Linked DNA regions of Homo sapiens: region 2 is linked to region 1. A link is an interaction called in ENCODE POLR2A ChIA-PET data of the cell type or tissue named here. Cell type or tissue: OCI-LY7. All regions are shown on one strand. Each heading gives the region's core, and the rest is flanking DNA. Links, peaks and the distances in the headings are about the cores only.

Region 1 (5,384 bases), core at 138-5,137:
ACATAGACAAGCAAGCTGGAAGCTTGCACGGGTGAACGCCGGCAGTAGTGCCAATAGGAAAAGGCTACCTGGGACTAAGCATGTTCAAAATGGCGGCTCCATCTTCCCTTCTCTTTGCCAAACCATGTGTACAGTAAGGAGAAGACAATATGGCACCAGCCAGGCAAAGACCCCATTTGCATAATAAGATTAGAATGGGGCAACCAGCCTTTCCCTCCCTATGTAAACCTCATACTTGGTAGAGCCAATCTGTGGGCCCTACATAAATCAGACACTGCTTCCTCAAGCCTGCCTATAAAATCCAGCGCAGTGCCCCACAGGCCAGCTTTTTCCTTTCAGGAGCTCACCTCTCTCTGGCAAGGGAGAGAGCTGTTCTCCTTTCTCTTTCTTTTGCCTATTAAACCTTTGTTCCTAAACTCACTCCTCGTGTGTGTCCGTGTCCTTAATCTTCTTGGCGTGAGATGACGAACCCTGGGTATTTACCCCAGACAATGATGCCGCTTCAATAGGAATAATATCTATTATGCAGGCAGGTCTTTCTGTAGATTAAAACTAATATATATTTATGTATATATATAAAACTAACAAGCAATGGGCCCTCAATAAATAGTAGCAATGGTCATCATTATTAATACTAGTACCACCATTGATAATACAATAATAATGAGTCTTAACCCTGGCAGACTCAATTTAAATTTGAGCTGGAATGTGCAGGGTTTTGTCTGTTCATTGTGTTTTTTGTTTTGTTTTCCTTTGTTATGTCACTCCTTCAGTGCCATCAGACTGCCTTTGTATTTCTTTTTCAGAGATTTCTGGGGGCTGTTTCCAGTAAACAGGTAATGAAATGAAAGTGTCATTTTTCTTCCACAGTCATTGTCAGCCAGTTTGAATTTAGGGTGGCAATCACAAGGAAGATCTGCAGCCACATGCCATCTTGTAAAGCCTAAAAGGGGAATCTGAATCTGATCAAATTATTCTTAAAAGCCTTTGGTGACCTCCAGTCTGTTAGGACAAAGACTAAAGTCTTTCTTGAGGCCTTCAAGGCCCTTCAGAACTGGCCTTTACTTATCTCCCCATTTTTCTTGGCCCATCACACTCTAGTCACCCTACCTTCTGCCACTTTTTTGAATTTGTTATATTGTCTTCCTAGACTAGACCCCTCTCCCAGCTCTTCACTGCCCAATCCCTTCAGGACCCAGTGGAAATATCATTTTCTTAAGGAAGACTGACTGAGCCTCCAACAGGATTCCTGATCATATGGTCTCAAGGAGACCTGTACTTTTCTTTACCAATATTGTATTGCTATTCATTTGTTATTTGTCTTTTTCCATTTATTGTCTACCACTTCTAGGCATTAATTTCATAAGGGCAGTGACCTCGTCATCCTTTCTCATAGCTGAAGCAGCTGCTGAAGTTTAGTAGGGCTGGGCATAGAAACTTGCTTTATAAATATTTGTTGAAAGAATAAGTGGAGTCATGAGCGGGTAGATGCTGTTTTTGGGTAGATGCTGTTTTAGGCTAGTGGCACCCAGCTTGGATCTTTGCAAGGTCCCTTTGGAGAACAGAGCCATTCTGAGAGACAGAAGAGCGATAACCAGCAATGCCATAAATAGTAGAAGGCAAATAATGTGCATTGACAGAGGGAAGGCCTTCTCACCACATTGACAGGGTTTGTCTGCTCTGAGGCAATGCCATTGACAAAGGACACACATAAACTACTACTGGTGGAGCAGGAATAGGCCTTCTGCAATCTCATGCCTTCGGCAGCCCTCACTGAGAGTCTAGCCTTGCCCTGTCCAATATAGGACAGCCACTAGCCACATGTGAGCCTTTGAAATATGACCAGTACCCCCCAACCCCCACCAAGGAACTGATTTTTAAGTGTTATTTCATTTCATACTTGACATTTAAATTTAAAACCTGATACTCTATTCAGTTGGAAAAAATAAAAATGTTTAGAATAATATGGATATGTGAATCTACTTTTTCAGTTGTAAACTTTAGGAAGTTTAAACCAGGATTAACTATCTCTCTCTCTCTCTCTCTCTCTCTCTCTCTTTTTTTTTTTTTTTTTTTTTTGAGGTAGAGTCTCGCTCTGTTGTCAAGGCTGGAGTGCAGTGGCACAATCTTGATTCTCTGCAACCTCTGCCTCCTGAGTTCAAGAGATTCCCATACCTCAGCCTCCCTAGTAGCTAGGATGACCGGTGTGCACTACCATGCCTGGCTAATATTTCGTATTTTTAATAGAGACAGAGTTTTGTCATTTTGGCCAGGCTGACCTTGGACTCCTGACCTCGTGATCCGCCCTCCTCAGCCTCCCAAAGTGCTGGTTACAGGCATGAGCCACCGTGCCCAGCCAGGACTATTTCTTAAGGAAAATTTAGCATCCCATTTGAAACGTGCTGCAAGTGTAAGATATGCCAAATTTCAAAGGCAATACCGGAAAAAGGCAAAATATCTCAACAATTTTTATATTTATACACATTAAAAAATTTTAGAAATATGAGGTTAAATAAGCACATTCTAAAAAATAATTTTATCTGATTTTTTTTTTAATGTGGCTACTAGGAATTTTTAAATTGCTTTTGTTGTCATATTGCATTTCTATTGGACAGAGCTTCTCTAGAGAAAGAGAGATGAGAAAACATTTCTTTCAAACCAGAGCCCCAAAGTTTTAAACAGATATCACAGTGGCCCATATTTGGAAGGAAGGGACAATTAAAAAGAGAATCTTCCTTCATTACATGAGAAAAAAACTATTATATTAAAACCTGAAGTGGTAGACACCTGAGTAATATCAGGAATTGTGAAAAAGAAGCACAATTTCTCTTCTTCCACAGATAGCTGTAATGTTCCTCCTTGCAGTATTTTCAACCATGAGGGAGTTGTAGATTACAGAGACAGCTTCCTTTAGACTGACTTGCCTGGCAGATCAGCTAAACTGGTAATGAAATGATGATAGTGACTATAAATTATTGTGTTCTTCTGAAGTACCTTTCCTCTATAGATCTTGCAAGATTTCACAAATGCTAATTAAATCTTTCACAATATCCTACAAGGTCAAAAACTTAACTTCCGTTTGAGTGGTGAGAAAGCAGAGACTATGGTGATTTGCCTAAGGCCACAGAGCAAACCAGCCAAGACTAAGCAGGGAGGGTGCACAGTCCCTCAGCTGGGCTGCTAATCCAGATGGCTTCTCTTAAGGTGCCAGCCAGGCAATCACAAAATTATTCTTTCTTTCCAGAGTGCCAGCACCCACTAACCTGTAAATAGCACCTTGTTCAGGGGGAGTGATATTCTTTGGTAAGTGACCGTAAACTGATTATACCAAGTCCTTCAATGGAGAGATGGTGGTTAAAAAGCAAAACTGAGGCTGGTAAATTTTTACCATTTCTTTGTAGACTGTATGATTTGGGGCCTTGCTGCTCAAAATGTGGTCAGCAGCATTGACATCACCTGGGATCTCATTACAAATGCAGAATCTCAGACCTCACTCCAGATGTGCTGGATGAGAATGGCCATTTTCACAAGCTCCCCAGGATATGTGTGCCTGTTAAAGTTTGAGAAGCACTGATCGGAGGACTTCGGTTATAATCCCACCTCCTTCTATAAGTGATTAAAGAAAATTCACTTATACTCTCCTTTGAACAGCTGTATGCTTCTCAATTTCTCTCTCTCTCTCTCTCTCTCACACACACACACACACACACACACTTTATTTTTCAATCTCTATAGACTTGCTTCTTTGTAAGGCTCTCAATTTCTCCTCCCCAGTGACACAAGCTTGCATGTGGATATAGCTCGTCATGGTGCCTATTTATCTTCAACTTTATGCAACCTTAGCACTCTTTTACTCAGAAACCTTTTGACTGGGAGAGCAGGGCAAACTCAAATCCCTACAGAGACCAGGAAGGCAGCATGGATGAGTGCAGAAAGCTACATTTGTTTCAGAAAGGAATCAGTGTATATTCTTTCAGCAGACACATTTAGTTTGTTTCTTATAAGCCACTAGAAGAGTCATTACTTTCACAAAGTCATATGCTTATTCCCATTTTTCATAAAATATGGCCTATCTTCAGTTTTCCCAGTTTTGATACAGAAAAAAATATAAGAAAGATTTTCTATTTCCTATAACTATAAAAGCCCACTAATAGCACCAGCACAGCCACCCCTGGGCTTCACACAGGGAGTGGCAGGAGCTGTGCAGATGGAGAGTGCATACTGGTGTGAAGGGGGCAATGGATCTCAGCTCCAGCCATTGTCTTCATGCAGGAATTTGGGACCATTTTACCGGATCCTCCCATTTCTTCAAGAGAAGCCGGAAATCTGGATTTCTATGTGAAATCTCCCACTTTTTTATGCTGGCAACTAATTTTCTTTAAACACTGTGCCAAACAAAACATACCTGCAGGCCAAAATCTACACCCTCTGGGCTGGATTTCAATGTCTCTTAAACTCTCAACAGAGAGCATCTTACTGTTTCAGTTCAGGGTAGATGTCTACCCATGGTCCCATCGAGTGGGGTCTGGATATGGAATCAGCTAGAAGAAGCATAGTCTATGCCCATTCTTTCAGCAGGGACTGTGGGCAGGAAACCATTTCCAAAGAAGCAGGCATGAGTTGGTGGCCATACAAATATATATGTTATATTGATAAATATAAAAACAGGAGATTCTGGGGGACCACAAGTTTTTACAAATTAGGCTTATTTTAGGATAAATTCACCCTTGTTAGTGTGCAGTTCTGTGAGTTTTGATATACATATGCAGTCAAGTAACCACTCCCACAATTAAGATACAGAATAATTCCATCACCCCCCAAATTTCTTGTATGCCCCTTTATAGCTAGCCCCTGACCCTAACCTCTGGCAATCACTAATATATTCTCTTTTTCTATAGGCTTGCTTTTTTTCAAAATGTCATATACATGGAATCACACAGTTTATAGCCTTTTGAGTCTGGCTTATTTTACTCAGCATAATGCCTTTGAGCTTTAACCATGTAATTTCATGTATCAGTAGTTCATTCCTATGTATTGCTAAGTAATTTTCCACTGTATAGATGCACCACAGTTTGTTTATCCATTCACCAATTAAAGCCATAATCAACTTCCATGTAGAAGTTTGTGTGTGAACACAGTTTTAATTTATTTGGGGTTACTACCTAGGAGTGAGATTCTGGGTCTTATGGTAAGCATACATTTTACTAAGAAACTATAAAACTCTTTTCCAAAGTGGCTGAACCATTTGACATTTCTAACAGCAATATTTGAAAGTTCCCATTGCTCTGTATCCTCTCCAGTACTTACATGCTCAGCATTTTGGTTTGGTCTGGTTTCATTGTTTCTGAGCTCTTCTGATAGATGTGGAGTACACCCCCATTTTG
Region 2 (5,384 bases), core at 146-5,145, 100 kb after region 1:
GTAGATTCTGTGGTAAGAAGATGTGAGTGTTTCCATGTGATAATTTCCATGGTGATGTGTATAAAATGTAAGTTTGAGTCACTGATCACAGTTTTGGAAGTTTGAAGAGTGAGAAGTCATAAAATTGTTATCTTAGAGAATGCGAAAGTAAATGTACCAGGAAAAGTATCAGGAAAAAGTAAGACTACTGTGGGGTGGTGATGTCTATTTTTGATATTTGGGGATTAACATCCAGTGAGACCAAAAAGCACAGTTGTGTTTCACCCTGCTGAGGTGTAGGCATACAGTAGCACATACACAATTTCAGATTTGCCAGGCAAATGAGTGAGAAAGAGAGTGTCAAAGAAATTAATAATGTGCTATAAGAGAGTGATTATAATGATGAACCAGGAAATGGGTAGGAACATATGTAAGGATAGAAGAGGGGAAATGAATAATGAAAAAGAGTTAGGTTCAGTGGACTTTAAGACTTATGAGGTTTAAATATGCTGAAGTAGAAGTAGTATAAAAATAAGTGAGTGGGCCGGGCGCGATGGCTCACGCCTGTAATCCCAGCACTTTGGGAGGCCAAGGCGGGCGGATCACGAGGTCAGGAGATCGAGACCATCCCGGCTAAAACGGTGAAACCCCGTCTCTACTAAAAATACAAAAAATTAGCCGGGCGTAGTGGCGGGCGCCTGTAGTCCCAGCTACTTGGGAGGCTGAGGCAGGAGAATGGCGTGAACCCGGGAGGCGGAGCTTGCAGTGAGCCGAGATCCCACCACTGCACTCCATCCTGGGCGACAGAGCGAGACTCCGTCTCAAAAAAAAAATAAAAAAAAAAAATAAAAAAAAATAAGTGAGTGAAAATTCTGGAGGTGATAGAGAGGTGGATGCTGGAAAACACAGGTTTGCGAGATCTTTGCTAACTGGAAATGGCAGAATCAAGCCTATTACAATGGGAGCTGGTGATTGGGGTGGAGGGAAGGAAAAGGTCAGTGGAAATGATTGGGTCAGGGGGGTATAGAATATATCCAAATTGATATTAAATATATTATTTTACATATATTCTTTCACATATGTGCATTTGTAACTAAATTAAAATAGTAGATATTACAAATAGAAAAATTAGTGAATGAGATGTGAGGAAGTAGAGACAAGGGTAGATTTTCCTTTTTGAACTTGAGTTTTAAGAGAAAGAGGAGAGTGATAACTAAATAGAATACAAGATAGAGAAAGCTTTCTTTTTTCTCTGTTTATTGATAAAAATGGAGAGATTTAAGAATATTTTTCAACTCCAAGAAATGATCCAAAAGAGAGTCAAATGTTGAAAATAAGAAGAGAAAGAGATAATCCAATAAAACACAATCTTTGTCCTGGGAAAGAAAGAGCACTGTAGAAAAGTTAGCTTTAAACAAGAAGGGAGGCCAGGCACGGTGGCTCACGCCTGTAATCCCAGCACTTTGGGAGGCTGGGGTGGGCGGATCACCTGAGGTCAGGAGTTCAACAGCAGCCTGACCAACATGGTGAAACCCTGTCTCTACTAAAAATGCAAAAATTAGCCGGGCATGGTGGTGCATGCCTGTAATCCCAAGTACTCAGGAGGCTTGAGGCAGGAGAATCACCTGAACCCGGGAAGCAGAGGTTGCAGTGAGCCGAACTCGTGACATTGCACTCCTGACTGGGCAACAGGAGCGAAATTCCCTCTTGGGGAAAAAAAAAAAAAACCAAGAAAGGAAATATTTTTTTCCTCTAAAATGAGAGGGAGGCAGGTCAAGGGAGGTAGAGAGTTGGTTGATAATAGAGAAAAGAAGGACAGGATGTTGAAGCAGTCCAGGCAGCATGATAGCCTTAATTTTCTCTATTCAGTAGAAGGCAAAGGAAGTTTCTGAGAATAAAAGAGGTGCGAGGGTTGGACCAAGCAGCGCAAAGAAAGTCTGTGGAAGCTGGATCCAGTGGCTCACGCCTGTAATTCCAACACTTTGGGAGGGCGAGGCAGATGGATCGCCTGAGCTCAGGAGTTCAAGACCATCCAGGGCAACACGGTGAAACCCCGTCTCTACTAAAAATTAAAAAAAAATTTACTGGGTGTGGTGGCACACACTTCGAGTCCCAGGTGTTTGGGAGGCTGATGCAGGAGAATCACTTAAGGCCCAGAGGCAACGCTTGCAGTGAGTCGAGATCACGCCACTGCACTCCAGCTTGGGCTACGAAATGAGACTCTGTCTCAAAAATAAATAAATAAATAAATAAGAAAGAAAGTCTGTGGAATGGAAGAGAACTGTAGTAGGATGTCAACTAGTGTTAGATTACAAAAGCAAACACTACTCACCATTTGGACCTAAGTTTTAGAATCCTGGCAGTCAGCTAGCAGGTGTATTGGATAAGCATGTCCCCTTTTCATGCTGCCAGATGTTCAGGGTCATGTTTGGATGGGAAAGGCAAAAGTAAAGAGAAGGCACCTTGTATCACTTTGCCCCTAACAGGTCCTTATTGAATATGAAGTCTCCAAATCTCCACAAATTGTTCTTCTACCATAAGATCAAGTTGCTAAGGGTGTCCAGGCAGTGTACAAATTTGCTTTAATCACAAGCACTGTGGAATTCCTTCAAAAACATGCTGTACAGGTGGTGACAGAAGGAAGTGAGAACATGTTTAACAACCTGTTTACAGGCAAGATAAGAGTTTCTTGTTGTGTGTAGTTTTGTCTTGCAAGATTAATTTATGCAATAGCATTGCCAAATGTTTAGGAGCAAGCCATGTTTCTAGGGAAATATACTATACTGTATTCAAAACTGTACATGCAAACCCCACATTTACAGATGAAGAAACTGAGGCACAGAGGGAGTAAGTAAGGTCATAGAGCTAGTAAACAGTGGCACCAAGAATTAAACCAGCGGCCAGACCTGGTCCAAAGCCTGAACCCTAAACTTCATCCATTTTACCTGAAATACATAAATATATTTTGTACACTCATTCATTTATTCAGTAATACATACTGATCAGCTCTCTGTTTGAAAGAGGAAGGGAAGACAGAAAGACCTCTTTGTCCTCCTCCTCCTTCCCCTATGACAAATCTGGGTGCTGCTGGAGCCCAAGCATTCATCTGAGCACAGATTGAGAACACAAATTTAGATCAAATGCACACCAAATGGAGTCTTCTGTGAGGTCCTCTTGTCAGAACTATGACCCAGTCTCTGCTTGTGTACCTCAAAATGCAAAATGAAAAGTAAAATTAGGTTCCTCTTCAAGTTATTATTATTTTGTTGGAAACTCTATTAGCTAGAATTACCCTGTCCAGTAGAAATATAATATGAGCCATATATGTAATTTTAAGTGTTCCATTAGCCATATATATCTTAAAAAGTAAAAGAAATCAGGTGAAATGTTTTTAAAATATATTAATTTAGACTGGGAGGTGGCTCATACCTGTAATCCCAGCACTCTGGGAGGCTAAGGAAGGTGGACCACTTGAGCTCAGCAGTTCGAGACCAGCCTGGGCAACATGGTGAAACCCTATCTCTACCAAAAATGCAGAAAATTAGCCATGTATGGTGGTGCACAACTGTGGTCCCAGCTACCTGAGAGGCTGAGGTGGGAGGATGGCTTGAGCCTGGGTGGTGGAGGTTATAGTGAGCCAAGATCACACCACCACACCCCAGCCTGGGCGACAGAGTGAAACCCCATCTAAAAAAAAAAAAAATTTATATATATAATTTAACTCACTATATCAAAAATATTATCAATATGTAATCAATGTAAAAAATTGACAAGATATTTTGCCTTCTACTTTTTATACTAAGTTTTCAAAATCTGATGTGTAATTTATACTTACAGCAAATCTCACTTTGAACCAGTCACATTTCAAGTGCTCCATAGAGACATGTAGCTTAGTGACTGAAGTCACTATACGACAGTGCAGAACTAGAATATTACTCATTGTGAGGCAAACTTGGTCTCTCCAAAGTTCTACTCATAAGTTCCAGTATATGTTCCTGGGAGTGAAAGAGTACAACTCCATCTTTTTCTGGGGCTTTAGAGATTATCTTATCCAGCATTTTCAATATTGCAGATATAGAGCATAGGTCTCGAAGTGAAGTAACTTACTCCAGGTCATTCATTAAGTTGATGGTAAAGCCAGGATGAGCAACCAGATGTTCTAATTTCCTGTGCTATGCTCTTTCCACAAGCCAATGCTACCTTCTCTCACAAGGCAGACTTCACATATTTTATAACACTTGAAAATACCATTAGACTTCTGTTCTGTTTTAGTTTTCCTCGTGTGTGCCTCTCAGACCTGCCCTTTGCCCAACACATTTTGCATACTGCAAGTACTTTATAAATGGTTTTTATTCAAATGAGATTTGTGCAGTTTATATAAGCAATATGCTATACAGTTATTATTCAACTGTTTTATACAGTTATGCAAATATTTTTGTATGTACATCACGTAAAGCACTGTGACAGGTGATCATAAAGAAAAAATGAAATTTGAGAAGGCTTTGAAATGACCTACCTAGCCCTCATTGACATCTGGTAATCACCGAATTATCTTCTAATGTTCTTAAACTAACTGCTACTGAATATATTAAAGTCTTTTTCTGGGAATCAGTGTTAAACATACTGGCCTTCATTACCCAGAATCCATCCTTCTGGAGAGTTATGGCAATCTTTTCTCATGTCTTTGTCTCTGAACTCTCTCCCATTTTTCTTAATTTATCAGGAATTACTGCTGGTAATTCTGAGACCTCATTTTCAAATTCCTTCAGCACTCTGAAAAGGAATGTGTTTGGGCATGTTAGGGAAATGTTCTCTTACTTGCGTCTCTCCAACCAAACCTCTAACACCAGTGATCCTCAAAGTGTGGCCCATGACCCCTGTGGGTTATAAGTGATAAAATTCAAGCTTTTAAGCCAAAATTAGTATTTTTAAAATCTTATACCTGCTACCATGAACTTGACAGCTTCCGAATATGTAAAGACTATCCTGGTGAGCTCGGTGGTGATATTTTTAAAATGTGACTTTTTTTGCACTGTATAATGAAGTATGTCTGCTGGGGGTGGTGGCTCATGCCTGTAATCCCAGCACTTCGGGAGGCCGAGGTGGGTGGATCACCTGTCAGGAGTTTGAGACCAGCGTGATCAATATGGTGAAACCTCATCTCTACTAAAAACTACAAAAATTAGGTGGACATGGTGGCACACACCTGTAATCCCAGCTACTCGGGAGGCTGAGGCAGGAGAATCACTTGAACCCGGGAGGCGGAGGTTGCAGTGAACCGAGATTGCACCACTGCTCCAGCCTGGTGACAGAGCAAGACTCAGTCTCAAAAAAAAAAAAAAAAAAAAATTCAGAAAAATGAAAAAAACAAAACACCACCTCATCACTAACATTTTTGTTTTAGA

Evidence for each region. Peaks named below come from ENCODE experiments on the same cell type or tissue, not always from the same donor. Only the 100,000 strongest peaks of a DNase experiment are listed, where the experiment ranks them.
Region 2: POLR2A ChIA-PET joins it to region 1 with 13 read pairs; 4 of 35 experiments call an interaction of 5 or more read pairs at or near these places.

Annotation. Positions count from the first base shown.
Region 1 is chr10:88,080,701-88,086,084 of GRCh38, reverse strand. It overlaps LOC105378415 (a long non-coding RNA gene), which reads left to right. Exons shown (of 6, transcript XR_007062225.1): 3 at 807-836; 4 at 3,245-3,303. Among named protein-coding and RNA genes, the nearest start is that of PTEN, 220 kb to the right of the region's middle. In OCI-LY7, for the core only: no CTCF peak of the experiment used is centred there; a DNase peak (open chromatin) is centred at 3,134; H3K4me3 peaks cover 1,843 bases; H3K27ac peaks cover 2,568 bases.
Region 2 is chr10:87,978,551-87,983,934 of GRCh38, reverse strand. No RefSeq gene overlaps it. Among named protein-coding and RNA genes, the nearest start is that of PTEN, 120 kb to the right of the region's middle. In OCI-LY7, for the core only: no CTCF peak of the experiment used is centred there; no DNase peak of the experiment used is centred there.